2 separate regions of the Homo sapiens genome follow, and region 2 is linked to region 1. A link is a loop called in an ENCODE intact Hi-C map of the cell type or tissue named here. Cell type or tissue: PC-9. All regions are shown on one strand. Each heading gives the region's core, and the rest is flanking DNA. Links, peaks and the distances in the headings are about the cores only. Region 1 overlaps MMP13 (matrix metallopeptidase 13). Region 2 holds the start of MMP12 (matrix metallopeptidase 12).

Evidence for each region. Hi-C counts contacts between places; a loop is a spot of excess contacts. Peaks named below come from ENCODE experiments on the same cell type or tissue, not always from the same donor. Only the 100,000 strongest peaks of a DNase experiment are listed, where the experiment ranks them.
Region 2: a loop joins it to region 1, with 14 times the contacts of the local background. A loop is called at or near these places in 3 of 110 quality-filtered maps.

Annotation. Positions count from the first base shown.
Region 1 is chr11:102,932,614-102,948,884 of GRCh38, reverse strand. It overlaps MMP13 (matrix metallopeptidase 13), which reads left to right. Exons shown (of 10, transcript NM_002427.4): 8 at 835-994; 9 at 3,136-3,239; 10 at 4,519-5,890. The coding sequence ends at 4,619. Among named protein-coding and RNA genes, the nearest start is that of MMP13, 15 kb to the left of the region's middle. In PC-9, for the core only: CTCF peaks have their summits at 7,514 and 7,719 (motif pointing right); a DNase peak (open chromatin) is centred at 7,714.
Region 2 is chr11:102,865,917-102,882,187 of GRCh38, reverse strand. It overlaps MMP12 (matrix metallopeptidase 12), which reads left to right and starts at 7,206. Exons shown (of 10, transcript NM_002426.6): 1 at 7,206-7,352; 2 at 9,076-9,323; 3 at 10,236-10,384; 4 at 10,469-10,594; 5 at 14,119-14,280; 6 at 14,795-14,918; 7 at 15,740-15,873; 8 at 16,253-16,271. The coding sequence starts at 7,251. LOC124902741 (a long non-coding RNA gene) reads right to left here. Exons shown (of 3, transcript XR_007062868.1): 3 at 15,789-16,271. It also overlaps the pseudogene BOLA3P1. In PC-9, for the core only: no CTCF peak of the experiment used is centred there; no DNase peak of the experiment used is centred there.

The sequences.
Region 1 (16,271 bases), core at 3,988-11,987:
AAGTACCTGAAACCATTCTACCATGAATCTCCAAATTGAACATATAAAAGGTCTACATTATTAGTCTTGTCATATCCACTCTTTCTTTCATATGAATCATGTCAGTTTTTTCTCTTAGTTCTGCTTAAAAATTGTTTATTGAGAAAACATTATACCAATATATTCTGAAAAAGTGGAAAAAATATTATGAATCATTCTTCCTTCTGAAAACTCAGTTTATTTCATTTGCTCATTTTCATTATGTAATACAAATTTTTACATATTTATTTTCATAGTATAGATACATTTTTATATTCTACTGCTTTCCTTGACATAAAATTATGACCAATTTCCAAATTGCTACTTTATCTTTATGACCATAATTTAAAATGATTACATAACTTCCTGCTGACACTGTTTGTATTGTTCAACTATTTATAATATTAATGTTATAATAAAGCTACTTTTTAGAGAATAAAATAACTTTCAAACTGGTGTAACGTTTGAGTTTTCAGTCTAATTTACTCTTCCTACTGTGTTGTTTGTTCATGTACAAATTTTAATGTATTTTTTCCACCTAGCTTTAAACTTAATATTCAGAGCTAATAAATTGCCAAGTTAACTGTGATATTTGATTAGCTATATTCATAATTGGGAAGTTAAGATCCTAAATTTTATTTTTTTGTTTCAAGAATGCTTATATTTTTATGTTTCATAAACATGATGACTGTAAATACTAAATATTTTATTAATATTTCTCAATGTAAAAGTGGGCCTGTCTTTAAGCACATGTCTATATATGTAAGTCCTAATAGATTCCCTTGGATAATAGAACTGTTATTTCACTCATTCCAGGTAGAAAATTTTGGGCTCTTAATGGTTATGACATTCTGGAAGGTTATCCCAAAAAAATATCTGAACTGGGTCTTCCAAAAGAAGTTAAGAAGATAAGTGCAGCTGTTCACTTTGAGGATACAGGCAAGACTCTCCTGTTCTCAGGAAACCAGGTCTGGAGGTATGGCAGCAGTAGGTACTGACCCATCTGTGTCATAGCCGCAAAGTGCCTCAAACATCTGTCACTACTATACATTATTCCTACACACTATTGTAAATGTCATACTAGTCATTCATTTTCATTCCATGTCAGCTCTTTCAGGCAGACCCTCAGACATGTATTTAAAAGTCTCAAGCTCTCTTGAACACACACACACACACACACACACACACACACACACACAATACTCAAACATTCCTCTTCTCAAACATTCTTTTCTTAGCCATTTGTTGTGCCTCTCAACCATCTTTGGCACCCCCTCTTTCTTTCTTTTTTTTTGAGACTGAGTCTTGCTCTGTTATCCAGGCTTGAGTGTAGTGGCATGATCTTGGCTCACTGTAACCTCTGCCTCCTGTATTGAAGCAATTCTCATGTCTTGTGTCTCAGTCTCCCAAGAAGCTGGGATTACAGGCATGTGCCACTACACCCAACTAATTTTTGTATTTTTAGTAGAGACGGGGTTTTGCCACACTGGTCAGGCTCCTGGCTTCCAGCAATCCACCTGCCTCAGCCTCCCAAAATGGTGGAATTACAGTCGTGAGCCACCACACCCAATTGGCACCTTCTCTTTCTAATCTTTCTCCTGTATTCTCTTTCTTGTCACTTTCTCCTAATTTACATGTAGCTCCATCTTCCGTGGCCAAAGAGGATACCAGCATGAGTACAGGAAAAGATTGGTTTAGAGAAGGCCCTCCTATCTGCAGAGTTAGCTGATCCACTGGAGAGGTTGACCAGGAAGCTGACAGGCCCATAGTTTATAAAGTGAAACTTTCTGAAGGGCGAGTGAAGCTGGAATGTTTAAAACACATGTAAAGATTTAGGCAGCATTGACATCAACAACATTTAAGAGTCCAGATTCAAGTCTATATTTGGGAATGGGAATATCTCATCAGTACCCTACATTCTAAATGTTTAAAGTGGAAACTTTCCTCCATCTCTACATACACACAGTCTCACACACACACATGCATACCCGCACACACGCACATACCTGTATATATCATCTTTGCCTTTTGACTTATTTCTGACAATGACATTTACAACATTCTAGAAATCACTGCCAGCTTCTACCAGGTACCGCATTTCATTCCCTACCTCCATAAGAAGTATATTGTTCAGTCAGGATTAATTGCTTACTGCATCTCAGATATGCTGTTTTTTATATCCCCTTAAGCTTCTCTTAGGCAATTTTTTTTTGCCAGAAGATCCTTCCCTGCATCTCTCCCTCTTGAAATTCTATCCATTGTTTAAAGTTCATTCGAAATATCTTTTCATCTACAAAGCCTCTTTTGATTTCCCCATTCAGGGGTTATTGCCCGGCTTCCTGTACTCCCATGACATTTCATGATTACTCTCTCATGCTTGACTTCTATTGCCTGGCGTTGCAGTTATGTGTATACACATGCCTTAGCTTTATTGGTAGTTTAGTGGTTCTTATCTTTTACTTGTTGGAACATACCTCCAAGATATTCAAAAAGCTCTCATCAGTAACAGTAGTGGCACCTTATGGGAGCCTGTTTTCCTAGGTTAATTTTAGGATATGTTTGCCTGGTTAGGGTGTGGCTGTGGGCAGGGGAGAAGGAGCTTGAAATATGCAGTTATGGAGGGGGAAAGCTATGCTTCCCTTCCTACCTTTAGTATTACCATATGCCCCTACAACTTTTTAGTACAGAAATTAAACCTTAAATATTTTTGTAGCCATTACTGTACACTAAGTAAGTGCAAGTAAGTGCAAGTTGTCTTACACATAGTGAGAGATCAACAGCTAATTGTTCTATGCACAAACATGCATTTATTTCATGCTTAAGAACATGTTCCTAATGACATACTTTTATAACAGATATATCATTTGTGAAATGGAAATGAGCTTGTAACTCTCTTTAAAAAGATGGCCTTTGGGCAAGTCAACAAATACTCGTCAAGCATCCACTGTACACTCAGTATTCTCATTCCTAATTTTAAAAAGCTACCAGATGCTTTAAATGGACTGAAAATTTTAAAATTCTTGTCAATTTTGAAAGATGCCATTGTATCTATTGTATTATTTCTAAGGTACTTTCTAAGAAATATAACTGACTTAGGAGTTTTTTTTCTTTAAATAGATATGATGATACTAACCATATTATGGATAAAGACTATCCGAGACTAATAGAAGAAGACTTCCCAGGAATTGGTGATAAAGTAGATGCTGTCTATGAGAAAAATGGTAAGTAGTTACATTGCACTGACTTTAAAGAGGAGCTTCTGTAGCCCCTCAAAACTCTTTTCTGTACAAAGCATTTTTATATAGGACCTAGATGTGTTAATAAATGTATGGCAGTTAAGGAATTAATTGTTCCTGTGTGACTACCTACAAAGACAGCAAACCAAAAAAAACATGGTTAGAATAAATAAGAATTTTACTTAATGATTGCTAATTCTATAAATACGAGATGCTAAACCTTCAACATTACCTTAATCTATGCTTAAAGATGCCAAAATGCAAGGATATTGCCAGAATTCAAACTGGCTGTGGAGTGGGAAGTAATTTATATATAAAGACTCATAACTACCTTAACTATATAGTGACTTTTTACTTTAATTATGTTCTCAACCTTTTTTTTTTTTTTTGACAGAGTCTCACTCTGTCACCCAGGCTGGAGTTCATTGTCGCAATCTGAGCTCGCTGCAACCTCCGCCTCCTGGGTTCAAGAGATTCTCCTGCCTCAGCCTCTGGAGTAGCTGGGATTACAGGTGCCTGCCACCATGCCTGGCTGATTTTTGCATTTTTAGTAGAGATGGAGTTTCGCCATGTTGGCTAGGCTGGTCTTGAACTCCTGGCCTCAAGCGATTCACCCGCCTCGGCCTCCCAAAGTGCTCAGATTACAGGCCTGACCTCACCGACCTCCTTTAACTATGAAAAGAGATATTATTGATAACTTATAACAAATAGGCTGGGTGCGGTGGCTCATGCCTGCAATCTGAGCACTTTGGGAAGCTGAGGTGGGCGGATCACTTGAGGTCAGGAGTTCAAGACCAGCCTGACCAACATGGCGAAACCCCATCTCTACTAAAAATCCAAAAAAAAAAAAAAAAAAAAAGCTGGGAGTGGTGGCATGCACCTGTAATCCCAGCTAGTCAGGAGGCTGAGGCAGGAGAATCACTTGAACTTAGGAGTCAGAGGTTGCAGTGAGCCAAGATCACTGCCACTGCACTCTAGCCTGGATGACAGAGTGAGACTCTGTCTCATATACGCACACAAAAATCGATAATCCAAGTAGCAAAACTGTGTAGGAGGATTCACACCTTAAAAGAACAACTAAAAAATAAAAATAAAAAAATAAAAAATTTAAAAAGGAACAACTATTAAAGAACTAATAGAGTTTAAAAAGAAAAAGTTTGAAATTCCTACAAATGGGATCTAAGAGATTGAACCATTAATATTAACTGGATTAAAACCTTATTATTTTCAAACTCTGAAATTGTCTTTATGCTTTTTCTTATAGGTTATATCTATTTTTTCAACGGACCCATACAGTTTGAATACAGCATCTGGAGTAACCGTATTGTTCGCGTCATGCCAGCAAATTCCATTTTGTGGTGTTAAGTGTCTTTTTAAAAATTGTTATTTAAATCCTGAAGAGCATTTGGGGTAATACTTCCAGAAGTGCGGGGTAGGGGAAGAAGAGCTATCAGGAGAAAGCTTGGTTCTGTGAACAAGCTTCAGTAAGTTATCTTTGAATATGTAGTATCTATATGACTATGCGTGGCTGGAACCACATTGAAGAATGTTAGAGTAATGAAATGGAGGATCTCTAAAGAGCATCTGATTCTTGTTGCTGTACAAAAGCAATGGTTGATGATACTTCCCACACCACAAATGGGACACATGGTCTGTCAATGAGAGCATAATTTAAAAATATATTTATAAGGAAATTTTACAAGGGCATAAAGTAAATACATGCATATAATGAATAAATCATTCTTACTAAAAAGTATAAAATAGTATGAAAATGGAAATTTGGGAGAGCCATACATAAAAGAAATAAACCAAAGGAAAATGTCTGTAATAATAGACTGTAACTTCCAAATAAATAATTTTCATTTTGCACTGAGGATATTCAGATGTATGTGCCCTTCTTCACACAGACACTAACGAAATATCAAAGTCATTAAAGACAGGAGACAAAAGAGCAGTGGTAAGAATAGTAGATGTGGCCTTTGAATTCTGTTTAATTTTCACTTTTGGCAATGACTCAAAGTCTGCTCTCATATAAGACAAATATTCCTTTGCATATTATAAAGGATAAAGAAGGATGATGTCTTTTTATTAAAATATTTCAGGTTCTTCAGAAGTCACACATTACAAAGTTAAAATTGTTATCAAAATAGTCTAAGGCCATGGCATCCCTTTTTCATAAATTATTTGATTATTTAAGACTAAAAGTTGCATTTTAACCCTATTTTACCTAGCTAATTATTTAATTGTCCAGTTTGTCTTGGATATATAGGCTATTTTCTAAAGACTTGTATAGCATGAAATAAAATATATCTTATAAAGTGGAAGTATGTATATTAAAAAAGAGACATCCAAATTTTTTTTTAAAGCAGTCTACTAGATTGTGATCCCTTGAGATATGGAAGGATGCCTTTTTTTCTCTGCATTTAAAAAAATCCCCCAGCACTTCCCACAGTGCCTATTGATACTTGGGGAGGGTGCTTGGCACTTATTGAATATATGATCGGCCATCAAGGGAAGAACTATTGTGCTCAGAGACACTGTTGATAAAAACTCAGGCAAAGAAAATGAAATGCATATTTGCAAAGTGTATTAGGAAGTGTTTATGTTGTTTATAATAAAAATATATTTTCAACAGACAATTGCTATATGGTACATTGTCTTTAGGTATAATTTCAATCTTTCCTCACCCAAAGAGGGTTCATTGCCAATATTTTTATTTTTGGAGACAGAGTCTCTCTCAGTTGCCCAGGCTTGAATGCAGTGGTGTGATTCCAGCTCACTGCAACCTCCACTTCCCGAGTTCAGGCAATTCTCCTGCCTCAGCCTCCCAAGTAGCTGGGATTACAGGTGAGCGCCACCATGCCCGGCTAGTTTTTGTATTTTTAATAGAGATGGGGTTTCACCATATTGGCCAGGTAGTCTTGAATTCCTGATCTCAGGTGATCTGCCTGCCTCAGCTTCCCAAAGTCCTGGGATTACAGGTGTGGGCCACTGCACTGGACCCTTCTTTTTTTTTCTTTTTAAGAAAAGATGTTTAGGCCAGGTTCAGTGGCTCATGTTTGCACTCCCAGCACTTTGGGAGACCAATTGTTTGGGCCCAGGATTTCAAGATCAGCCTGGGCACCATGGTGAAACACAGTCTCTACAAAAACAAAACAAAACAAAACAAAAAAAAAACAAATTAGCTGGGGGTGGTGGTATGTGCCTGTAGTCTCAGCTACTAGGGAGGCTAAGGTGGGAGGACTACACGAGGCAGGGAGAGGTCAAGGCTGCAGTGAAATGTGATCACACCACTGCACTCCAGCCTGGGTGACAGAGCAAGACCTAGTCGAAGAAGAAGGAGAAGGAGAAGAAGCCAGGTCCCAGCTACTCAGTAGGCTGAGGCAAGAGGATCACCTGAGCCCAGGAGGTTGAGGCTGCAGTTAGCTATGCTTACACCACTGCACTCCATCCTGGGTGATAGAGTGAGACCCCGTCTCAAAAAATAAACAAACAAAAATAGAAAAGATGTTTCACTTGATTTCAGAAACATTTTCCCTATGTTTAACCATTTTCTTTCATGATACTTCTCTCTCATGGATAGACAGACAGACAGACAGATATACATAAAGATATATAGATATAAAGATATACATAAAGGTATATAGAAAATATATATAGTCAAGATTGTTTCCTGACTTCCACCTTTACTCCAGTCTCAATTCAAAATTCCAAATCCAATTGGTGTTACCTTGATGAGTGTCCTTCCACAGTAACCAAAGCATCGAATTCAAATTATAGCAAATGTCTATTTGGAGTTTACCACTGGTGATAGGGGTAGCATTAAAGAGAGCTGATTATGAACTGAGCAGATGGTCCTAATAGAATCTTCTATGAAATAGGTTACAGGTAAAATACAGATAGCCAGTTTGTATAGATATTCACGAATGGGGTTGAGAAGACCAAATGAATGTTTTATGAGAAGTAATATTATATTCACAAATTAAAGTGAGAGTGCATTTACCTAGAGCTAATGTACTAGGCAAATGCACTGCCTTAAAATTGAATTGTAGCTAGTAATGGCCTCTTCATCAGATAATAAGGGTAAAAGGTTTGAAAAACTCCTCAAAGTGAACCAATAGCATACTTGTATTTGGAATAGGAGAAACTGACAAGATCTTATATTGGTGTAACAAATTTTGCTCTTGGAATTATCCTGGGAGAACTTTTGTATTAAAGCAAAAATATTGTCCTGGATTTCCATATCCTCATGTCAGAATAAAAACACGAAAACATATATAACAGAAAGATAGCCACCATAAAAGCTACCAAGTTTAACTCACTTCCCGTTTAGAAAAAAAAGTGCAGCTCTCTGCACGCACAGTTTTCTCGGAGCCAACAGGAGTGGATTAAGCCCTGGTCACAGAAAATACCTTGATTTACGGATTCATCACGACGCTGTGAGATTTACAATACTTCCACTAGGTGGCACCAGCAACACCCTTTTTAAAAAGGTTGAACTGGTCAGAGAATTCAATTAAGTCACAAAACCAGTGCTTTGTTCTTTAACATAAGGTTGAGGAACTTAGCCACATCGCTGATTGTTTAACTCCTGACTTTACATTACTGACTTTCAAGTAAGATTTAATAGCTATGGAATTCAAGAACAGCTTGCTCCAGGTTTCTTAGTTTTTGTATATGAGTTCCCCTCACTGATCTCTCAGAGGTGAGTCGGAATTCTGTGTCATCCTGACTTGGTGGCTTGATGAAGCCACCAAGACCTGAAGCATGCACCCCTTAGAGCTAGGGCTTGTGAGTCATCTCAGGCCCCTGGGTGACAGACTCCAACGTGAACTACAAAATGCACAATCTACACAACCAATAGAATCAGCACTCCAAAGAGAAAACAAACCAGCACTGTTCTGGCACCAAGAGGGAGGAAAACCCAAACTACCAGGCATGATAAATTTTGTTTTCTAAATAAAAAAGTGGGCCGGGCACGGTGGCTCACGCGTGTAATCCCAGCACTTCTGGAGGCTGAGACAGGTGGATCACCTGAGGTCAGGAGTTGGAGACCAGCCTGACCAACATGGTGAAACCCCGTCTCTACTAAAAATACAAAAATTAGCCAGGCGTGGTGGCGGGCACCTGTAATCCCAGCTACTTGGGAGGCTGAGGCAGGAGAATCGCTTGAATCCGGGAGGTTGAGATTACCAACCAAAAAAGTGAACAATTGCTTATTACCTGAGGACAATGGCGAGTTTAGAGGAAGAAAGGCTTTACAGTTTCCGAAGTTTCTTTCTCACATGGTTTAGTTTTTCTAATTTTTTGGACTTTTATCTGCCTGGTATATTGAAGTATGCGAAATGCTGATTTAAGACTCCTTGATTTTGTTCTACCTCACTGCTTACAAGACACTCAGATTGAACTGCAGCTAATAATGATCTCTGGAAAATAAAAAATGTGCTGAGTTTATAGCAACAGCATGGCCATTTTTGTAAGAGTTTATCATGATGTCTTAATTGACCTGAATTGCCAAAACTGCCAGAGGTGTGTGAACCAGAGCAACTCCATCTTAAATAGGAGCTGGGTAAAACAACGCTGAAATCTACTGGGCTGCATTCCCAGACCGTTAAGGTCTTCTACGTCACAGGATGAGATAGGAGGTCGGCACAAAATACAGGTCATAAAGACCTTGCTGATAAAACAGATTGCAGTAAAGGAGCTGGCTAAAACCCACCAAAACCAAAATGGCGATGAGAGTGACCTCTGGTCATCCTCACTGCTACACTCCCACCAGCGCCGTGACAGTTTACAAATGCCATGGCAACATCAGGAAGTTACCCTATGTGGTCTAAAAAGGGGAGGCATGAATAATCCACCCCTTGTTTAGCATATCAGCAAGAAATAACCATATAAATGGGCAACCAGAAGCCCTTGGGACTGCTCTATGGAGTAGCCATTCTTTTATTCCTTTACTTTCTTAATAAACTTGCTTTTACTTTGCACTGCAGACTCACCCTGAATTCTTTCTTGCGTGAGATCCAAGGACCCTCTCTTGGGGTCTGGATCGGGACCCCTTTCCTGTAACAAAACTATACCCTAAAATTAGGTTCTGTGAGAAGGAAAATTTCTCTTTCATACATGAGCCCGAATAGGTAAAATTCTATTGCATAAATGCTATCTGAGTTGTACACACATGGAGAAACACATACAAGTATATGCAAAATTCATTGTAACCCACTCTAGAATTACTCATTCAATAACGTCATCACACATCAACTGGGCAAGGAACAATTGTACGTACACGATATTGAGAGAATTCTGTCTCTTAAATTTTGATTGCAATGAAACTGGACTTACTATCCAAATCCACCTGTTATGCCTTACAGTTTTTTATAAGTGAAGATAGTGACACTCTTTTTTCATAATTTATGCAGGATTAAAGGACATTGCACAAGCATCCTTATCTGTGTTCCATCTTTTGTGCTTATCTGTGTCCCATCTCTTGCGCCAAAAATATGTAAAATTAGCAACTAAAAAGGTTTATTTATTTTTTGTTTACTTGTTTTAAAATGGTTACATATACCAATAGCCTTCCTTTTCTGGACAATCTTCTCTTTCCTTTATTAGACTGGGCACTAAAAGCCTGTACAGGTCACAAGCAAAACCATTCATGAGGCCCTTCCAATTCTATCTAAAAAGGAGTGTTGTATTCTGGAGTTAAGAGCATCTGCCTTTCTGGGTTGTATCCTTTGGCCAGCTCGTGCCTCGGCTCAGTGAGTGCTCAGGGCCTTGTGGATTTGCTTCCAAAACAACGCAAGGAAAAAGAAGTCTGAGTTGTGTTTCTGAGCACATGGGGTACAATGTGTACACTAGTGCTGGCTCAGTTTTTGGCCAACTCTAGTTCTGAGTATTGTGAGCTGAGCAGAGGGCTGGGACACAGCATCAACTGTGCCTCCAGCCACATCCTTTTCTGAACCCATTTATAAGGCTTTATCCCTTAATAAATAAGATATCTCCTAAATACTTGCATTCCTAATTTCATAGGAAACATCTAAATTGTTTTATGGTTTGAATAACAGCAAGATAAGATACAGGTTAAGGAAGCAGAATCTCAAGGAAGTGAAATAATGGGCAATATTTTGCAGTCATCGTAATGGAAGTCAGATACTTGGCAACAAAAATTACCCAGGCATTATGTGGGATTAACTGGAATATGAATTAAGGGCTCAGAGCTATTTTATGAGAAATGCACTGTACACTCTGTATATGAAATATGCTTCTACTTGGTATTTACTTTTAAAACATTTCCTGAAATCTTTCAATGGGGCAGCTTTGGGGACTAGAGAAATATGGCAATATTGTGTGTCCTGTGTTTACATAAGATACAAAAATTTAGAGAAACGTATTAGATCATCTGATTTCAATTCCTTCAGTTTACAAATAAAAATCTGGGGCCAAGAGAGAGGAAATGATCCTTTCAAGAGCATACAATAATGCTGAAGACTAGGCCACAAACATCATCCACTTTTCTCCTTCTATCTTGTTAACTCCTCTACTCTCTTCCACAGGCCAGGGCACAGATTGTCTATCAGGGGGCATGAAATGTAATTCTACTGGAATGATACCACTAGCCTGATGGCATCCATGTCCCAGAGTCAAGGGAAGCTGAGCTGATGTCTCTATATTATCTTGGATGCTCAGCCTTTGCTGACCATCTTCTCCCCACTGCTGAGGCTGCTTGACCATGACTGACCTTAGTCAAAAGAGATTGAGGGAGTTGAAACTCAGGTGTCTGCAGCTCAATGAAAAATCCTTGCCAGAACAACTTTGACTTTGTATCTAGTTTTGAAAACTGGGTTTCTGTGTTTTCCCCAAGACTGAGTCCCCACTTTTGCTACAGCATAGAAAACTGGATCTCTCCATTATCCTCTATGCCAGAGTCTCGGCTTTTTATTTTTATTTTATTTTTAACTCTTATCTTAGATTCAAGGGTACATGTGCAGGTTTGTTGTATAGGTAAACTTGTCTCACGGGGGTTTGTTCAGATTATTTAGTCACCTGGGTACTAAGCTTAGTACCCAACAGTTACCTTTTCTGATCCTCTCCCTCCTCCCACCCTCCTCCCTCAAGTAGGCCCCAGTGTCTGTTGTTCCCCTTTTTGTGTCCGTGTGTTCTCATCATTTAGCTCCCACTTATAAGGAGAACATATGGTATTTGTTTTTTGGTTCCTGTGTTCGTTCATTTGCTAAGGATAATGGCCTCCAACTCCAACCATATTCCTGCAAAGGACATGAGTTTGTTCTTTTTTATGGCTGCATAGTATTCCACGGTGTATACGTACCACATTTTCTTTATCCAATCTACCACTGCTGGGCATTTAGGTTGATTTCATGTCTTTGCAATAGTGACTGGTGCTGCAATGAACATAATGTGTGCCTTTGTCTTTGTGGTAGAATGATTTATATTCATTTGGGTATATACCCAGTAATGAGATTTTGGGGTCAAACGGTAGTTCTGTTTTTAATTCTCTGAGAATTGCCAAACTGCTTTCCACAATGGTTGAATGAATTCGCACTCCCACCCACAGTGTATAAGTGTTTCCTTTTCTCCACAACCTTGCCAGCATCTGTTATTTTCTGACATTTTGCTGATAGCCATTCTTACTGATGTGAGATGGTATCTCACTGTGGTTTGATTTGCATTTCTCTAATGATTAGTGATATTGAGCTATTTTCATATACTTCTTGCCTGCATACATGTCTTCTTTTCAAAAGTGTTTGTGTTCTTTGCTCACCTTTTAATGGGGTTGTTTGGTTTTTGCTTGTAAATTGGTTTATGTTCCTTATAGATGTGGGATATTAGAGTCTCTGCTTTTTAAATACTCTTTTCCCAGTGGATACTTTTTTTTTACAGACAGGAATCTTGCTATGTTGCCCAGGCTAGAGTGTCATGGCTATTCACAGATGCAATCATTATGCGCTACAGCCTCGAACACCTGGGCTCAAGCAAACCTCCTGCCCTCAGTCTCTTGAGTAGTTGGGACTACAGGCACCTGCTATTGTGCCTACCTTCTTTCCGTTTGGTTGACGTGAGGGGCTCAAGTTCTGGTTCCTGCCAGAGGTTGTGTCCCACTATTTATGGATGAGAGGCTGGCCTCTGCCTTTAGTGAAGACATAAATATTGAGACAAATACATACAACAATCTTACATTTTACACTATTTCACACAGCTTATAGTTTTCCTCTCCCTTTTGCCTTTAGCCATAAAGTTGACTTCTTTCTTCAGAAAGAAAATAGCTGTCAGCCGGGCATGGTGGTTCATGCCTATAATCCCAGACATTTGAAAGGCTGAGGCAGGTGGATTGCCTGCAGGAGTTTGAGACCAGTCTGGCCAACATGGGTTTAGTAGAAACCCTGTCTCTAATAAAAATACAAAAATAAGCTGGGAATGATGGTGGCACCTGTAATCCCAGCTGCTCAGGAGGCTGAGGCAGGAGAATCACTTGAACCAAGGAGGCAGAGGTTGCAGTGAGCTGAGATCATGTCATTGTACTCCAGCCTGGCTGACAAGAGCGAGACTCCATCTCGCTCTTCCCCCACCCCAAAAATAGCTGTCAACTGCAAAGACCTGCACCCCCACTCACATGAGTGCACACCCTATAGCGTTGCTTGAGACATTGTCAGAATAAATGCCAATCCCAACCTTTATTCTTCCAGCTCCCTCACTGTCATCTCCTGCAACAATACATGTTCTTTGACCTCCTCAAGGCCACCTTTACCAGAGTCCAGGTCTGTCCCTGACACTTATGAGGCCCCTCCTCTGGGCTGGTTCTTCTCTTCCGATCCCTGGCTTTGCTCTGCATTGCAAGGGACTTTAGGTGCAAGGGTATGGACATGCCACCTATAGGTCCCTCCACATCTGCTGACCCGGTAGTCCATTGGCCACCACTAGGGGTGTGCACATCATTGAGGGGTTCCACCCTTGGGAGAATGAGCCTGTGGAAGAGGCCCACTGAGGCGTTGGAAGTAGGAAATTCAGGGGACCTGTGGTCTAGAGCAGCCCTGTCTAAGAGAACTATAGCACAAGTCACATGCAGAAGTCTACATTTTCTAGTGACCACATTAAAAGCAGTAAAAAGGAATAGGTAAAATGAACTTAAATGATATATTTTATCTTTTTTTTTTTTTTGAGACAGAGTCTCATTCTGTCACCCAGGCTGGAGTACAGTGGCATGATCTCGGCTCACTGCAACCTCCACCTCCTGGGTTCAAGCGATTCTTCTGCCTCAGCCTCCTGAATAGCTGGGATTACAGGTGTGCACTATCACACCCAGCTAATTTTTGTATTTTTAGTAGAGATGGGGTTTCACCATGTTGGCCAGGCTGGCCTCGAACTCCTGACCTCAGGTGATCCACCTGCCTTGGCCTCCCAAAGTCCCGGGATTACAGGCGTGAGCCACCATGCTCAGCTAATGAAGATTTTTTAAAAAGATGGTTTTACCTCCTGTTTCTCACATAAAGTCTTCAAAATCTGGTGTGTGTTTCATCCTTAACAGCATATCTGAATTCTGACCAGCCACATTTCCAGTGCTCAGTAGCTACCCGTAGCTACAGAAAGGGACAGTATAGGAAATGGGTGGGTACAGGCATCTGAAGGCACATCCCTGAACCTGCAGAGAACTGCAGCCTGGGGAGAGCAAAGCAGGCCCAAATACAGGGTGGCGCTGTCACCTTTTCTAAATCTAATAGCCTCCTTTTGTCTCACTGTATTCTAAATCTACCCCAGACCTCTCGACAACAGTCCTGCTCCTTTGCCCTTTTCACCACTCCAGCCTACCAACACTTCTATTTCCTTTCAAAATGAGGAACGTGGAGGAGTTGTTGGAGGAAAACACAAAGCTGTTGGAATCTGAAGTCTCCACCTTCAGGAGTATTGGATTTTATTTTTTTATTCTTTATTCTTTATTTTTATTTTTTGGGGGTGGGGATGGAGTCTTGCTCTGTCACCCACGCTGGAGTGCAGTGGCGCGATCTCGGCTCACTGCAACCTCCGCCTTCCAGGTTCAAGCATTCTCCTGCCTCAGCCTCCCGAGTAGCTGGGACTACAGGCGCATGCCACTGTGACCGGCTAATTTTTGTCTTTTTAGTAGAAATGGGGTTTCACCATTTTGGTCAGGTTTGTCTTGAACTCCTGAGCTCAAGTGATCCACCCGCCTCAGCCTCCCAAAGTGCTGAGATTACAGGTGTGAGCCACCACACCTAGCCAGGAGTATTGGTTTGATGATGAGGATGGTCCTGGGTGGCTGCAGTAAAGAAATTGGAGCCAATGTGATAATACAGACAATAAATTATCTATAAAACATTATGTAAATCAGCCTCAAGGCAGTTCTTAACCTGCTCCCAGAAGAATGATGTGAAACACTGAAGAAACTAAGTAGCCCCTCCAAGTCTCAGTTTCTAAAATATGGCTGATAATAGTAACAAACATGTATACTTTTCTATGTGCCAGGGATGTTTACATGCTTCACATACATTAATTAACTTATTGTCACAAAAGTTCTATTTTTGTTCTTATGAGTGAGGAAGAAAGCACAGAGAGGTGAAGAGACTTGCCCTAGGTCACACAACCAGTATGTGGAAGAACTGGGATTTGAACCCAGCCATTCTACCTCTAGAACTATGCACTAAACTGAAAGAATGGATCTACAGCACTTAGCAGACTCCTTGGCACATAGCAAGTGCTCAGTAAGTCATAGCTGCTACTTCCTCAATCCTGAAGATGGCGGTAAAAGTGGGTCATGTGTGGTAGAGGTATGGGTGAGAGGTCTCACGAAATCACACACAAACCTCACCCTCAACACCAGTATCTGAAGTCATTCTTTCAGGTTTACAGCAGTGGTCCTCAAGTACTTCCTCTGTCTGTACAACCTCAGGGCCACTTCTCAGTTTAGTCAAATAATTAAGTGTTCGTATATCTACTGTGTATTTTTGAGGACATAAAGTTCTGTTTTAAAAATTCAAAAAAAAATCTAGAATTAAAACTAAAAACATGAATCATGGTTTTTTTTATTTGCAACTAATAAGTCTTGCCTCCCTTCATTTGGTTCTGGACAAACAGAGGGTCCTTCCTCGATGGGTGGTGGAATCAGAAGATCCTTCTGCCCTTTGTGAAGACCATTCGACCTTTTAGCCAACTACTGAACTATCCACACTAATGGTGATTATTGGCATGGGAATATGGTGGCTTAGGAAACAGGAACAAATGCCCAAGAAAAGATGCATTATTATTGGTCCACAGAATAAAGTTTAAGCTTTGTTTGAGGAAACAGTTTTTCTTTTACTAGATATCTTAGTTAGGCTAGTTTTAAAATTCATCTGTATTTCCTGAGCATATACAAAGCCAAGGGGGAACGACCCAGTGGTTTCTAAAATACAAAGAATATTAGCCAGTCATCAGGAATTTCTCTCAGGGAAAGGTGAAGACCAGATGGGATGATGGAAGCACTGTACTTGGGACATAAAACATCTGAGACTAAAATCTTGCTGGATCCTCAAGTGGGCACAGACAAAAAGTGTCGACATCCAATGCTTCCCTGAACCTATTTACTCCCATACTTACACAACTTGGCCATGCCATATGACCCAGTCAGCTGAAGTACAAGGTAGTCATTTTTTCCAAACATATGCCTGCCTTTATTTCTACATCAGTAATTGAATCAACTCTGAGGATTCATAGAGTTGCTGAAAACACCAAATCCTCTTGAGCCTTAACCCATTCTTTTAAAACCACGTGGAGTGTATGTAGTCATTCCACAGACAGCACATCGACATGGCCATACCCTTAGATCACTGAAACGTGTCTCACGCTATCCGGAGGATATGTTCATATCTCTCTGCCAGCTCCAGTAGTAACTGACAGTTGATGCTATCAACTCCCAATTCCTCCTCGAGAAAAGGAAGAAGATACTTTAAGGTGTTCCCTTCAGTGGTATAGTCATTGATGATTCTTTACTTAGTGAAGAAGGATTAAGAC
Region 2 (16,271 bases), core at 4,038-12,037, 67 kb after region 1:
GCTAATTTTTTGGTATTTTCTGTAGAGATGGAGTTTCGCCATGTTGCCCAGGCTGGTCTTGAACTCCAGAGCACAGGCAATCCACCAATCTTGGCCTCCCAAAGTGCTGGGATTACAGGTGTGAGCCACTGCGCCTGGCCTCAAGAACTATCTCCCTTGCAAACTAGCCATGATGCCCCCAAGACCTCCAGCAGAGAGTCCATGCATGGCTCTCCACATTTTTCCAGTAGAGGGTCTTACTTCAATATTTTGAAGTTATGCCTTTCAGAGTTGTCTATGACAATGAAGATGCCCACAATATGGGTAGCTCTTTAAGGAGCCATCGAACAATACCTTGTGTAAGGATTGACTGAAAGGTACCTGAGACAGGGCATGGTGGCTCCCGCCTATAATCCCACCACTTTGGGAGGCCAAGGCAGGCGGATTACTTGAGGTTAGGAGTTCAAGACCACCTTGGCCAACATGGTGAAATCCTGTCTCTACTAAAAATACAAAAAATTAGCTGGGTGTGGTGGCAGCTGCGGGTGCCTGTAGTCCCAGGTACTTGGGAGGCTGAGGCAGGAGAATCACTTGAATCCCAGAGGTGGAAGTTGCAGTGAGCCGAGATCGCACCACTGCATTCCAGCCTGGGCAACAGAGCAAGACTCTGTTTCAAAAAAAAAAAAAAAAAAGTCAGCTGAGAGCAAAAGAGGCTTCTGAGAACCCTGATTTATTTGGAAAGTGGACTACCTGCTGGAGAAAAGTGAGCAGGTTGCCTGTACTAGCCAGTGATAACATCTCCAGGCTTTTGTTTCAGTTTATTTAAAGTCTATTGCTCTATATTAACTGTCTAGTGGTACAATTTTTTTTTGTGGTCTTTGAAGGCTAAAAAAGGGTCTACAATCCATGAAGTTTATATACTTTCTTGAAAAATGAGGCAAAACATACTATGCTTAAAATATACTAATAGTAACAATAGTAAGACTAATATTAATGATAATACAGCACACCTACTATGTAGAAAGTACCATGTTAAGTATCTCTCCTGTGTATGTAGTATGTGTGAATCTCAGTCCAGCTGTGCCAAATATATTGCATTTTCTTCCCTAACATTATTTTTTTATAGTTTTATTTTCATTTTTTTTACATTTTTTTATTTTTTTATTTTTTTGACCCTTCAAAACTTCAGTTGTTTGTTTCCTTTAATTAACATGCAAGTGGATTACACATCTTCCATAATTATAACATGGAAATGTATATGAACAAAATATACACATTTTTTGGTGAATGTCTAGGGAAGAATGGTGTCAGTGAAGTTCATCCAAGGTTTAAAGCAGCAGCATCCATGCAGCAAGGGCATGGTCAGCGTTTGGGGACAGAGGTAAATATCTGTAATCCATGCATCCCTTTGATTTCTTCTTTTAGTGCCTGATTAACCATGTGGTACTGCTGAACAGTTCTCTTCTGCTTAAATTCTTCTGATTCAATTTTAATTTCATTTTAAATTCAATTTAAATTAATTAATTCAATTAAATTTCTATTTAATTTCAACCTCCTGAAATGTCAGTGACTTTGATCACTGTAGCTCAAGGAAACTTTTCTTTGAGAATTTGGGTCACTTTGAGCTCCCTTTCATTCTGGGAGGCAAATATCCTATGGACATAGCGGATCCCGCAGAGCAGAGGTGCTGCCGCGGCTGGGCTTCATGCCACCATGTCTGGCTGATATCTACACTTTTAAATAGAGACAAAGTCTCATTATGTTGCTCAGGCTGGTGTCAAACCCCTGGGCTCAAGCAATCCTCCCTCCTTGGCCTCCCAAAGTGCTGGGATTATAGGCATTAGCCACCAAACCTGGCCAAATTTTATTTTCATTTTTAAAAATAAAGATAGGGTCTCACTTTGTTGCCCAGGCTGGTCTTGAACTTCTGGCCTCAAGCAATCATCCCACCTCTCCCTCCCAAAGTGTTCGGATTACAAGAGTAAGCCACCATGCCCAGCCACTTCCCAAAAATTTAACTTCTATTCTGAGCCTCCATCCCTTTCGGCTGGAAGGAAATTCAGCCGTAATCATCTGGAGTTCCATCTCCTCCCTATTGGTCCACCCAGCCTGCATATCTTCTCAGTTCTGCTCACTGCTGCTTTTGTGGCATGCTTGCTTCAGGGAAGTTAGAGGCACCAGGCCCTGCATCTCACTTCCCTGCAGCATCCCGTGATGATTCCTTCTGTGGTCTCACCACATCCTTGCAGCGCTGCCATAGAGTGGGGCTCAGTTCTTTCTGGCACCCAGAACCCACGGACTCTCCCACCACTCTCAGTATTAACTCACTTCAGGAGAAATTACTCTCTTCTTAAACTGTATTCACTTTAGTGGATTTAGGCTCTTGGAAAGAAGTAAGAATGTGAATAATGTGCTCAGGGTCATAAATGCCGAGGCAAGCAATGTGGCTTCTCCCCAGCATTTCTCTGAGGCTGGGACTCCAGGAGAATAATTCTCTTCTCAGGTAGAAGAAAAAGAGGCCCTCTGCATAGTCCCTGGCATCCACCTGCAAACCCTACCTTTTTTAAGTTCTGTGATCTGACCTCTAGGACCCTCTGGTGTTTCCTTTGAAAATGAGGATAATGGCTGGGTGCGGTGGCTCACACCTGTAATCCCAGCATTGGGAGGCCAAGGCGAGTGGATTACCTGAGCTCAGAAGTTCAAGACCAGCCTGGCCAACATGGTAAAACCCCGTCTCTACTAAAAATACAAAAGTTAGCTGGGCGTGGTGGTGTGCACCTGTAATCCCGGCTACTCAGGAGGCTGAGACAGGAGTATCGCTTGAACCTGGGAGGCAGAGGTTGCAGTGAGCCGAGATCACGTCACTGCACTCCAGCCTGGGCAACAGAGGGAAACTCCATCTTTTTAAAAAATGAGGATAATAACTTTTGCCTGTGCTGATGCACACCTGTAGTTCCAGCTACTTGGAGGCCGAGTTGGGGGGATCACTTGAGCCTAGGAGTTGTAGTGAGCTATGATCGTGCCACTGTACTCCAGCCTCAGCAATAGAGTGAGACCTCATCTCTAAAAAAATAAATAAGTAACGTTTGCCTCTTTATGCTTTAGTGATGATTAAATGAGGCAATGTATTATAAATACTGGGACATACTATCGCTGCTCACTAATATTTATTCTCTTCCCCTTAGCCCGAGAGGAAAACATCGTGCATCTAAGTCTGCAGCCAGATGAGATTCTGGTTCTCCACCACTGTATTCCTGGTGCCTAGAACTACCTTGAAGTTAGTAGGTGCTCGGTAAACATGCATGAATGAATCTAGCAAGACAATAGGGCCCAAAGGACATCAGGAGTGAACTTCCCTTGTGGAATAGTCATTACAGGGAGGATGTGTTCCCAAGACTCACTGAAAGCAAGAACTGGCCTTAACCACAGCAGGAAGGAACCTGTTCTTGGAAGATTGGCGGGAAGTCTCTTGAGAGAGTTGTAGGATGTAAGATACAGAAAAAAAAGCTGCTAAAGATACAAAGAAGTGAAAGCATGTCCTCACTGGAAATAAAAATAGGATATTGCACTCAGATTTTGATTCTCTCTAGGCCTTGACTCACCAAGTGTCCCAGATAGGTCAAGTATGAGGCGATCAAGACCCCTTGGGCAGCCATGGAACACTGACGTCGTTACAAACTAAGGTCGTGGAGTCAAGATGACCACTTTGGGCAAAAAAGAATTCCACTTCGATTTGATAAAGCTATGCTCAAGTGACTTGCTTAATAAAGCTATGCTCAAGATGACTTGCCTTGGAATCTTAGCTCTGACATTTTATGACCTTGGGCAATCACTTCAAGCTCTTTCTCACTTAATTTCTTCATTCGTAAAACTGGAATAATAATGGTAGCTACTGGAAAAGAGTTGTTACAATAATTCCATTAAATAATAGGGAAAAGTATTTAGTCTACGGCCTGACACACTGAGGGGTCAATGATTGCTATCTTCCTTTACTGCACTCTTAGGTAAGCCTCTAAAAGAGGTTGGTAAAGGGAATGAGAAGGGAGATCAACTATCTGCCCAGATCTCTCTCCTGTGGTAGAAAGGAGCTATGAGATGATTCTGACATAGGCCCAGACTGGAAGCTGGGGGTCCCAGCAAAGACATGGCTTCCAGGGGCCACACTGAGGAAAGCAAGAATCAAGGGATCATTGTCAATGCTCTGTGTGAAGAAGAGCACGTTTACGAAAGTGTAGAAAGTAGCTGACTTCAGAGTTGCTCGTGAGAAAGTGCTGAGAGCAGTTTCCTTATCATAAGGCAGATTTTGTAGCACCAACCTTCCAAAAGCATCTATTATGTTTTTCCTTCTTTAGCCAGACACCAGGACATTCCAGGGTATATCCCTGATACAATCACCTGAAGTCATTTGTGGTATCATCCCCAGGAATCCAGAGGCAAATCTAAGTACGTCATCAGCAAGGACAAGAAGGGAAGAATTCTTCCAAGATATACAAAGAAATCTCTTTCACACGCCAAGAGTCTGTCCATGGAGGAAGAAAACTTCAGCTAGTTCACCTTTCCTTTTATGGATGAAGAAATGGAAATTCAGAAAAGGGAAGTGAATTGCTTAAGGAGACATCTGGGAGATCTCCTGACCCTGTCCTGACTTGTTGCTATAACACATTTCATTTTGTCATTTTGATGTTTTTTCAAATTTGGGTCTTCTTATGAATATCTTTTTTTTTAAAGACAGGGTCTTGCTGTGTTGCCCAGGCTGGCCTCGAACTCCAGGCCCAAGAGATCCTCCCACCTCAGCCTCCTGAGTAGCTGGGACTACAGTTGTAAGCCACCCTTCCAAGTTCTATGAGTATCTTATTACTGCAAACACTACAAAAATAATACTGTGATACATACTTTCCTGCTTTTTAGTTAAAGCCATGCTATCCCCTTTGCTCTTGCAGGTGCCAGGAATAAGCAGACAGTCCTAGCAATATTGTAGGTGGATCTGGGTTCCCAAGGGTGGTAGCAGTTCAAGGTCTGTTCTCTGGAGGATAAACTTCTGCCATCTCCTCCCCTGCCATGGCCTGAGCAGTGCCCCGCTGCTAAGGTGACTTCAGCTGCTAGGGCTCCCCAGGAATTGGCCCAGAGCACCTCTGAGGAGCATAATGTTTGGAGCCATCTTAGGCAGTTGTGTTCACATAGAAAAATTATCTAGTCCTACGTGTACATCATAAGGTAGAGACAATGTGATGACATATACATATGTGCTGTTAGTGATTTGATTATTTTCCTGTTCTTACTCTCCAACAACAAGGTAAATATCTGGGGACAGAGAGAATGACTCAAGCATCTTTGAACTGACTTTGACTTTGCAGCCTGGTTTAATGGAAGCAGAAAGGCTTTGGAAACAGACTTGGCCTCAAACCTCAGCTATGCCACCTACTAGTTGTGTGGCTTTGGATAAGTTAAGTTCAGTTTCCTCATCCATAAATGACTACTGTGAGGATTAAATAAGATGGTGCATGAAACTGCTGGCAGCTGTTAAAGCCTCTCCATAAATTTTAGTTCTGTTTCCTTTATAATACATAGATCAGGGTTTCTCAACATTTATTACTATTCCTGATAAAGAGGCTTTGTAGACACTTTAAAGATTTCCCCCCATACAAATTTAATAGCAGACATAAATTGTATATCTGCTCATGTGCTGTATGCATATCTGTCTTTTATACACAAAAATATATATTTTTGCCTTTGATGACCAATTTTTCACCCAGTTGGGGGTGATATCGCCCCCATTGAGAAAGGACATCTTAATGGAGTAGCCTGTAATCTACACCACAAGATCAGTAAGTGACCCATGACACCAGTGTCACCTGGTCTGATGTGGCATCTCACCAGAGGATTGATAACAATTTTCTGGAAAACATTTATAAAGCCAAGTGATCTGGATTTAGAGATACTATTTAGATCACAGAAGGCAAGTCTGTTAAACTTTGTGTCATTAAAAAGTGACATTCTCACAGCAGAATAACCAGCTGTATTTGTAGGTTAGATAGACACAGAGAAAACAAATCAATGGCTAGAGAGAGGAGAACAGATCAGCAAGAATCTGCATAGTTCTCTGCAAGAGTGAGGCAAGATAATTTTTAAATTGGAAAATTATTTTTTTCTATATTTTTCTCCTTTTCTTTAAGCCTCACTCAAGCAGCCAGCAGACTGTTTCCCAGGCCACTGAGGTGGGTAAGAGCAATGGCTAAATCTTAACACACTCTTACGTGCACCCTACCGCACCATCCAGACCGTCCCCATACAATCAGGAGGCAGCGAACTTATGGTGTGATTTGAAGGGGTGTTGAGTAGAATCTATCCTCACACCGCAGCACCACTGCTTGCAATTCTACCTTTGGAATTTTATTCCCTGACTTGTAAAAGTTTTTAGTGCTTAAATATTCTCTATTGAGTAAGAGACAGATTCTGTGCAATGGGACAATTAGGTCAAGAGGGAAAGAAGCTGAGGTGATAGGCAGATAGATTCCAGAGGCAAACTTTTCCCATCTGCTAAAGTTGAAAAGAGTTAACCCACATCCTACCAACGCTAGACAATCTAGGATGTAGGGAAAGTTTGTCTCTGGAATCTATCCAGGTACCCAGTTGGGACTGAGCTTCAGCTTAGATGTCTGAAGATGTTAAGTTATAGAATCAGGATCTGAGCCGGTACAACACGTGGAATAAACAATGAAGTCGATGTTACAAATTTTTTTTTGCTACATGTAAAATCTCTGTATCACATTTCTCTAGGGAGCTGGATTCCGTTTAGAAAGCACTCATTTACTCCAGGAAAAGGATTTTATTTAATCTTTCAACATTTACTTTAAAAACTTTTTTTTATCTATAATGAATATAAGGAAAGTATTATAATGAAAATCAAGAATATCAGGCTTTAAGAAAATATATTTTAAGTTCTCCTTCTCTTTTAGTTGCTTGATATTTCTTTTACAAGGGCTTATTTTGTAGGATAGGTGGACGTAGAGGCTTATTTATCATTTTGAAGGTACATACTCTGAATTGCTTGAGTGATGGACTAGATGCTAATTGATCCATTGTCGTCTGAATAAAGTCATGCTTTTGTTTGCATGTTTTTGAGATAGATCAAGGGATGATATCAACTATGAGTCACTCATAGGATTCATATTCACAGAACCCGGACTAAGGGCTATATAAAGAGGAACAGTTCAGGAACTTAGGCTAGAAAGGAACACAGTAAACTGAATTGATCCGTTTAGAAGTTTACAATGAAGTTTCTTCTAATACTGCTCCTGCAGGCCACTGCTTCTGGAGCTCTTCCCCTGAACAGCTCTACAAGCCTGGAAAAAAATAATGTGCTATTTGGTGAAGTAAGTATGGACACTACAGTATTTATCGAGCTTGATGTTTGTCTTTAAGATTTAATTGCATTAACCAGTTTGTTTGTTTGTTTGTTTGTTTGTTTGCTTTTACGTATCAGCTGAAAATTGGTCTAGGAGGCTGTCTGCTTTCAGTATTAAGTTTTACTTTGTCAAAGAGGAATATAAAAAAGAGGTATTGGTTTTGAAGGACTGTTATGAAATTGGCAAGTGAACTTGTTTCTTCTTCTAAAAACCTTTGGCCAAGAAATTTCCATTCAATATAATTGGAGTTCACTTCTGTTATGGTATTTTACACTAATCATTAAATGCCAGTTAATAATCTGAGATCTGAACAATGGCAGGATTAATATAACCACTTCAGGCTGCCATGATAATTTAAGCATATTCCCTTTACCCTCAGTCATCTCAGTTATATCTTTACAGCTTTTCTTTTTCTTTTTTATGGAGATGGGGTTCCACTATGTTGCCCAGGCTCGTCTGTAACTTCTGGGCTCAAGCAATCCCCCGCCTCAGCCTCCCAAAGTGATAGGATTACAGGCGGGAGCCACCATGCCAGGCCCCATCTTTATAGCATTCTTTATGGATTTTTTTCAATTCTTAAATTCTTTTCCTTAATTAAAAGAGTTTGGTCTCCCTATTTTCTAAGATGATTTTAACATTGAATTTATCATAGTTATCCATTTTGTTTAGCTTTGAGTTTTTAAGCAAGAAATTTGTGTCCCAACTTATATTAATAACATTAATAATTCATGTATCCTTTTGTTTTCTTTTCTTTTTCTTTTTTTTTTTTTTTTTGAGACAGGGTTTTACTCTGACACCCAGGCTACAGTGCAGTGGCACCATCTTAGCTCACTGCAACCTCCGTCTCCTGGGTTCAGGTGATCCTACTGACTCATCTTCCCAAGTAGCTGGGACTACAGGCATGTGCCACCACTCCTGGCTAATTTTTGTATTTTTAGTAGAGACAGGGTTTCACCCTGTTGCCCAGGCTGGTCTCAAACTCTGGGGCTCAAGCAATCCTTCCACCCTGGCCTCTCAAAGTGCTGGGATTACCGGTATGCACCACTGTGGCCAGCCTGGGTGACCAAGAGAAACTCCTCTGTCTTAAAAATGAATAAATGACGTTTTAAAAAAGATACTTCCACTGGGATTCCGGGAATAAATCTAGCTAATAGTTTATGACATGTCTTTGTTTTTTTGTTTGTTTTTGTTTTTCTTTTTTTTGAGACAGGGTCTGTGTCTGTCATCCAGGCTGGAGTGCAGTGGTACAATCACGGCTCACTGCAGCTTCTACCTCCCAAGCTCAAGTGATCCTCTCACCTCAGCCTCCTGAGTAGCTGGGACTACAGGCATGCACCAACGCTCTGGGATAATTTTTGTGTTTTTTGTACAGAGGAGGTTTCGCCATGTTGTCCAGGCTAGTCTTGAACTCCTGGGCTCAAGAAATCCTCCTGCCTCAGCCTCCCGAAATGCTGGGATTACAGGCCTGAGCTACTGCTCCTGGCTGACATGTCTTTGATAGCACAAAAAATTAAGGTTTTTTTTCCTGATTATAATTAATTGTCCAAAAAACAATAATCTAACCTGTGAGTAAGATGTGCAAAATTCCTGGTCCAAAAGCATCAGTGTGCAATTGAGTCATATATGTGGAGCTCCCAACAGAAATTTTCTGTGTGTACTTACACATTGCTGAATGTATTTTTTTTTCCAGAGATACTTAGAAAAATTTTATGGCCTTGAGATAAACAAACTTCCAGTGACAAAAATGAAATATAGTGGAAACTTAATGAAGGAAAAAATCCAAGAAATGCAGCACTTCTTGGGTCTGAAAGTGACCGGGCAACTGGACACATCTACCCTGGAGATGATGCACGCACCTCGATGTGGAGTCCCCGATGTCCATCATTTCAGGGAAATGCCAGGGGGGCCCGTATGGAGGAAACATTATATCACCTACAGGTAACGTTGGTGTATGTCGCCCTGTATTTTTCTACTTTCCCATAGGTCTGACTTCTAACCTGAACCAGTTAGACAGCCCTAAATCTGGAAGTAGATAAAGTAACCTCCCTCCATTGTTAATGCTATCTCTGCTAAAATTCATTTTCTCTAGAAGGAAGAATTGTTCACTCAGGGGAGAATTGTTTGGCTTGCCAGTCCAAAGCAGATTTTAAAAGCTGCAAATAGGCCAGGCACGGTGGCTCACGCCTGTAATCCCAGCACTTTGGGAGGCCAAGGTGGGTGGATCACGAGGTCAGGAGATGGAGACCATCCTGGCCAACATGGTGAAACCTCGTCTTTACTAAACACACAAAAAAATTAGCTGGGCGTGGTGGCGCGCACCTGTAGTCCCAGCTACTCAGGAGGCTGAGGCAGGAGAATGGCGTGAACCCAGGAGGCGGAGCTTGCAGTGAGCCGAGATCGTGCCACTGCACTCCAGCCTAAGTAACAAAGTGAGACTCCATCTCAAAAAAAAAGAAAAAAAAATCTGCAAATAAAAGGAGAATGAAGCTAAATTTACTATAAATAAGATAATTTACTATAAAGAAGAGACAGGGAAGTTTATAGAGTAGTCAAGATGGATAAATGCAGAACCTGGGAGCAGGAGCAAAAAGCATAACCTTCTATGAAAGCAAATCCTTCACAGTGATGATCTGTGAGTTTTAAATAGGAAGAAATTAAGTTAGATTTTGGTTAAGGAGGAGGCTGTCCAAGAAAAAATGTTTCTGTAGTTAATGAAGCAAGTTTTAAAATCTGGACTCTTGATTTATGAAATGATCCATTTTCCAATTGTGCTAGCAAAAATGAAGTATTGTGGTAAGACAAAATAACACTGCCTTCCATACATTTTTCTCTCTCTTTTTGCTGATAAAGAATCAATAATTACACACCTGACATGAACCGTGAGGATGTTGACTACGCAATCCGGAAAGCTTTCCAAGTATGGAGTAATGTTACCCCCTTGAAATTCAGCAAGATTAACACAGGCATGGCTGACATTTTGGTGGTTTTTGCCCGTGGAGGTAGGGAACTTGTATTTCATCTTTGTCATTTGGCATGATCTATAGGATGTATAGAAGGACTAATTTTCTTTCCTTTTCCAAAAGCTCATGGAGACTTCCATGCTTTTGATGGCAAAGGTGGAATCCTAGCCCATGCTTTTGGACCTGGATCTGGCATTGGAGGGGATGCACATTTCGATGAGGACGAATTCTGGACTACACATTCAGGAGGTGGGCAAAACAAACAAACAAACAAACAAAAAACTAAGCAAACAGGAAAGGAAAACAACAAAAACCCTAACAAATTCAAAATTCTGGTTTCGAGAGACTACATTCTGACAAATGATTATATGATGGAAAATCTTGTTCTGATTATAATTTTGCCTCTAAATCAAATTTAACACTTCGTATGGGTCTCAATTTTACTCTCTGTAAATTGAGGATATTAAACTAGATCATCTTGAAGATCAGCTCTAACAATCTATGAGGATGCTATGAACTATGAGCTAGTTCATTAGCATAAGCTCAGAGGAACCTTAAGAAGCATAATATGAAAAGGTAAAAGCTGTTAATTAGGTGGTAAGTTTTTTTTTTTGAGACAAGGTCTTGCTCTGTCACTTAGGCTGGCATCACGTATCATGATGCTAACTTACTACAGCCCGGAACTCCTGTGCTCAAGCAAACCTCCCACTTCAACCTCCCTAGTAGCTAGGACCACAGGTGTGCGCTACCCACCCGGCTAATTTTTTAATTTTTTATAGGGACAGGATCTTGCTATGTTGCCTCGAGATCCTCCTGTCCCAGCCTCCCAAAGTGTTAAGATTGCAGGCAGCCTAGGTGATAAGTTTTTGACCTAGTGAAATCCATAAGCTCAAAAGCAAACACATACTAATTCTGTGTGTGCCAACAATTAGAGGATAAGATGGTCATCTGTATGATTCATAATATGCTGACAATTTCTTAGATTCATAGTGAGCAAGAAAGAAAAAGTTACAGAGAATCTAAGCATCCCTATAGAGAAACACAAGATTATACAGCCATGTACTTTCATGTGGTCTTGGGATAAAAATTTCAGAATGCCCAACTGAACATTTAATACCTTGGGGGCATTTACATAAGGACTGTAACTTACCATCCTCCTCAGATAGTTGACATGGGGTTAATTAAACTCCCCTGTTATTTAGAGGAATCACTAGCATGGGAAAACCCTAACCATCATGACAGAAGCCTTCTTAATTTTTCTATTGGAAATTTTAGATTCTATGACTCCCTCATGTGGAAAGTAAATGAGGAGAAAGTCATCAATAATATTCTCTACTCAGCATCCTCCTCTCTAGCTGATATTGCACAAGTTGGATGGCAATACTTTTATAAATACTATGTCCACCAGAAAGACTATTTGTTTTAGTCTAACACATAGCCTAAGGCTTATAAAGTTTTTGAAGAGAAGAGGACTTTTGTATTGTCAAAAGACAGATCATGTAGGATTAGGTAGTTGCTAAACTGCAAATCCTCAGCCAGACATGTTATATGTGCCTAAATTTTATCCAAGGTTATTTGGGGGATTGTAATTCCTTCATCTAAAATGGGATATGTGTGCTAGTTAGCCTCAAAAAAATGTTTTGGAATTCTAATAGACCTTAGAAGAGTAATTTAATACAGCTTTCTGTAGGTAGAGGAAATTAAGACAAAGAGAAGGTTAGTGGCTAGTTTGTGGAAAAGCTGGGCCAGAATATGCATTCCTACCTCTCAACCCAGTATTTTCTATCTGTCCATATTGCCTTATTTTTTAATTGGATTGATTCAATGCTTTCAAAAAGTGAAGTTATTTATGACAATTATAACTTAAAATGCTTATTTTCAGCCGTTTTTGTTGTTGTTGTTGTTGCTGTTATTTGCTTTTTTTGAGATGGAGTCTTGCTCTGTTGCCCAGGCTGGAGTGCAGTGGTGCAATCTCAGCTCACTGCAACCTTCGCCTCCAGGGTTCAAGCAATTCTCCTACTTCAGCCTCCTGACTAACTGGGATTATATTACAGGTGCTGGCCACCACGCCCTGCTAATTTTTTTTTTTTTTTTGGCAGAGACGGGGTTTCACCATGTTGGCCAGGCTGCTCTCGAACTCCTGACCTCAGGTGATCCGCCTGCCTTGGTCTCCCAAAGTGCTGGGATTATAGGTGTGAGTCACCGCATCCAGCCTCAGCCTGTTTTCTTTTACCCAGTAAATCAAATAAACAAATAGGTCAATGTTTGCTGACCTATTCTATTATGGTATTGGGTGATGAGGTTACTTGAGTACAGAGATGAAAAGTACACAATTCAACCCCTGAGCACGCAATCTAGTGAGAAACAGAATACAAACATAAACCCATTATTTCCAGATGAGGATCAGTGGTGGTGGCTCATAGGCATATTATAGGAATTGAGAATAGTTCAGGTTTAGGATAAATTGTAAAAACTTTGCTTACTCTTCCCAGTCTTGCTGGGAAGGTTACTGGACCCATGATACAGAAAATTCTTGATTTGTGTCTAGACACTCCCCGAGAGAGGTGTAGACTCTTTGCACTTGGGTATGGGAGAGTATTCCAAGGCCAGGCTCTGCAGCTAAGTGACGTGTGACTCTGGGCAAGTCAGTTCTTCTGAACTACAATTTTGTCATAGAAAAAGACAAAAATGAAGGCATTGGACTAGGGGACAAGAATGTTAGTCAGGAATTTTCAAATATTCTGCAAATTGAGCAATTTGAGAGAAGGGACATACCCCTCTCTCTTCTCTTACCTACAAAGGTGCATTCTCTAGGACATAACACAAAAATGAACAAGGATTTCTTATGGGACTCAAAAGAAAAGCCAGATATAAAGCCAGACTATTTTAATCATAGATAAAAATGGTGAAGTCTGAATGGGGCTCAAAAAAAAGACAGAAAACACTGTAACTTGGTAGTCCAAATATGTCTAAATTATAAGTATAGACTCTTTTAAGAATTATTTATTTTTTCTCTTTTTTGTTTTTTATATTCTTTCCTTGAGTCATATAGACTCTTTAATTTTATTTAGAATCATGTGTAGTAAAAGCAGAAACATTAATCTTGGCTCAAGCACTTAATTTGATTTAATCTTATAAATACTGTTTCCTCATCTGTAATGGAGAGCACAGTGGCTTCCTTTCATTTGTATGAGAATTAGACATAATGTGTTACATTTCTCAGTGACTCACAGTACCTGAAACTTAATGATAGCCTTATATTTGGGCTTACGAAAAGACGATTGCTAAAGACATTTTTTTCTATATCTAGTAAAGCTTCATGAAGACTAAAAATAGAATTGAGTCATGAGAGTTGAGAATTATTTAGAAGCAATGAAAACTGTTGAACGCAGCTGTGAGTTATTCTAGGAATTTTTACAACAGAATATATTTCATTTGTCTACTAGTACAGAGGTCCCTAACCCTAGGCAATTTTGTCCCCAAGGAGATATCTGACAATGTCTGGAGACATTTTTTGGTTGTCAAAACTAAAAAGGATTTGCTACTTGCATTTAGGGGTAAAACCTGAGATTTCTAAACAACTATAATGCACAGAACAGCCCAGACTACTGAACTGTAATGTCAGAAGTGCTGAGATTGAGAAACCCAACTCAAAAGGGTAAAGAAATAAGTAAAAGATTCTCAAATCTTTCTTTTTCACTGTGTCAGATATTGTGTTCTTGTCCAAGATGATAATGCATTTCACAGCTGTCTTTTGGTTGGTTTCTTCTTAGGCACAAACTTGTTCCTCACTGCTGTTCACGAGATTGGCCATTCCTTAGGTCTTGGCCATTCTAGTGATCCAAAGGCCGTAATGTTCCCCACCTACAAATATGTTGACATCAACACATTTCGCCTCTCTGCTGATGACATACGTGGCATTCAGTCCCTGTATGGTGAGTTGAATTCTTTATCATTTTGCCATATAAAGATACTCGCTTTTATGAATAGTCTAACAATATCTATATTTGGATAAAACGTTAATATCTGTCTTTTTTTAAGCCGCATAAGAACCCTGTGTGGCAGGTGACACAGGTATTATCTTCATTATACAGATGAGGACAAGAGACCTAGTATGTTAACGTCAGAGCCAGAGGCAGAACCAGAGGCCTCAAGTCTGGTGTTCTTTCTATCCAAGATACCATTGCCTTACTGATGAAGGCCCACACATTAAACAATCTATTATAACTGGAAAAGGAAAGTAAAGATAATCAGATTTTCTTCCTCCATGATATTGCAACCATGTGGAAAAAAAACCTTACTTTATACTTCCTGTGAATGTTATAGAAAGCTTAAAATGATTTTGATGCAATGTTCATTAAGAAAATTGAGTATTTAAAACATAACTGTTCCTCCTCTGAACTACAATGCAGATTTTGTTTACTAATGCTTCTCGAAATGTATTTTCAGGAGACCCAAAAGAGAACCAACGCTTGCCAAATCCTGACAATTCAGAACCAGCTCTCTGTGACCCCAATTTGAGTTTTGATGCTGTCACTACCGTGGGAAATAAGATCTTTTTCTTCAAAGACAGGTAGGATCATTTTCATATCTAACCAATATTAAAGTTTCTGCCTTTAAATTTTTTTTGTCAGAAAACAGTGGAAAATAATTGAAAATGAAGTAGATGAAACTTGTAAGCAGGAACTTGGACTCGATTCTGTAGGCAGTGAGGAGATCTTAAAGGTTTTGAAGCAGGAGACAGGTGTAATTACATTTGTGTTTTAACTAGAAAACTGGTGTGTAAAAAACGATTTGCAGTAGGAATCTGGGATGGGGATTTAGAAGATAAGAAACAGAAGCCAGACTATTTTAATCATAGATAAAAATGGTGAAGTCTGAAACCAAGACTGTAAAACAGTACCTATGCAAGAGACTTGATTTCCTGGTTATGGAGGAGAGAATTCCAGGATAACTTATGGTTTCTTTCTTAGAACACAGACTGAAGCAGATGTTGGTGGTAAGGAGGGGCAGTTGGGAAGACTAACATTTGTCAAGTAGGACAAATATTTCCCATTTTTGAGATTATAAGACTGATACACTTGAGGATAGTGACTTCCTTGAGGTTACAAAACTGGTGAGTGAATTGTAGGGTCGAACCAGAAGCTTAGATCCCTGGATTCCAAGCTCCAGGGTATTTCTGTATACCAGATTGCTTGTTAAAGTCATTGTTATTATCAAAGAGTTGATTGATATCCTTTTCTTGTGGATCCATGAACATCAGACATCCATGGAACAGAATGTGAAGACAATGGAAAGAAATATTGGGTCTTTTCACAGTTCCCTCCCATTCACATGCCATGGTTCTTGAGTCTACATTGTCTTTTAACATGTGTCAAATGTCTTTCATGTCAGGTTCTTCTGGCTGAAGGTTTCTGAGAGACCAAAGACCAGTGTTAATTTAATTTCTTCCTTATGGCCAACCTTGCCATCTGGCATTGAAGCTGCTTATGAAATTGAAGCCAGAAATCAAGTTTTTCTTTTTAAAGGTAATTCTAATCTTTAGTTTTGCCATTGAGTTTACTTCAAGGAAGAGAATAAATTGAGAAGAGACTACTACTTTTTAATAGATATAGACCAAGAAAGCACTCTTGATTTTATTAATAGTGGCTCGCTCTGAAGTGTAAACTAAAATAGCCTAAATACCTAAGTAATATATACAACTTCTGGGAAAAGTTTGTAAACTACAAAATAGTAATACTTGTGAAAAAAAACCATGGGAACCATAGAAAAGAGACTATGTTTAAGATCAATAAGCAATAAATATTATAACTGTTGGAAAGGAATTATGTTGTTTATAGTAAATCAATATTTTCTTATTACTCTTCCTGTATAATTCAAATTTACCCTATTTCTTTGTCTTCACAGATGACAAATACTGGTTAAT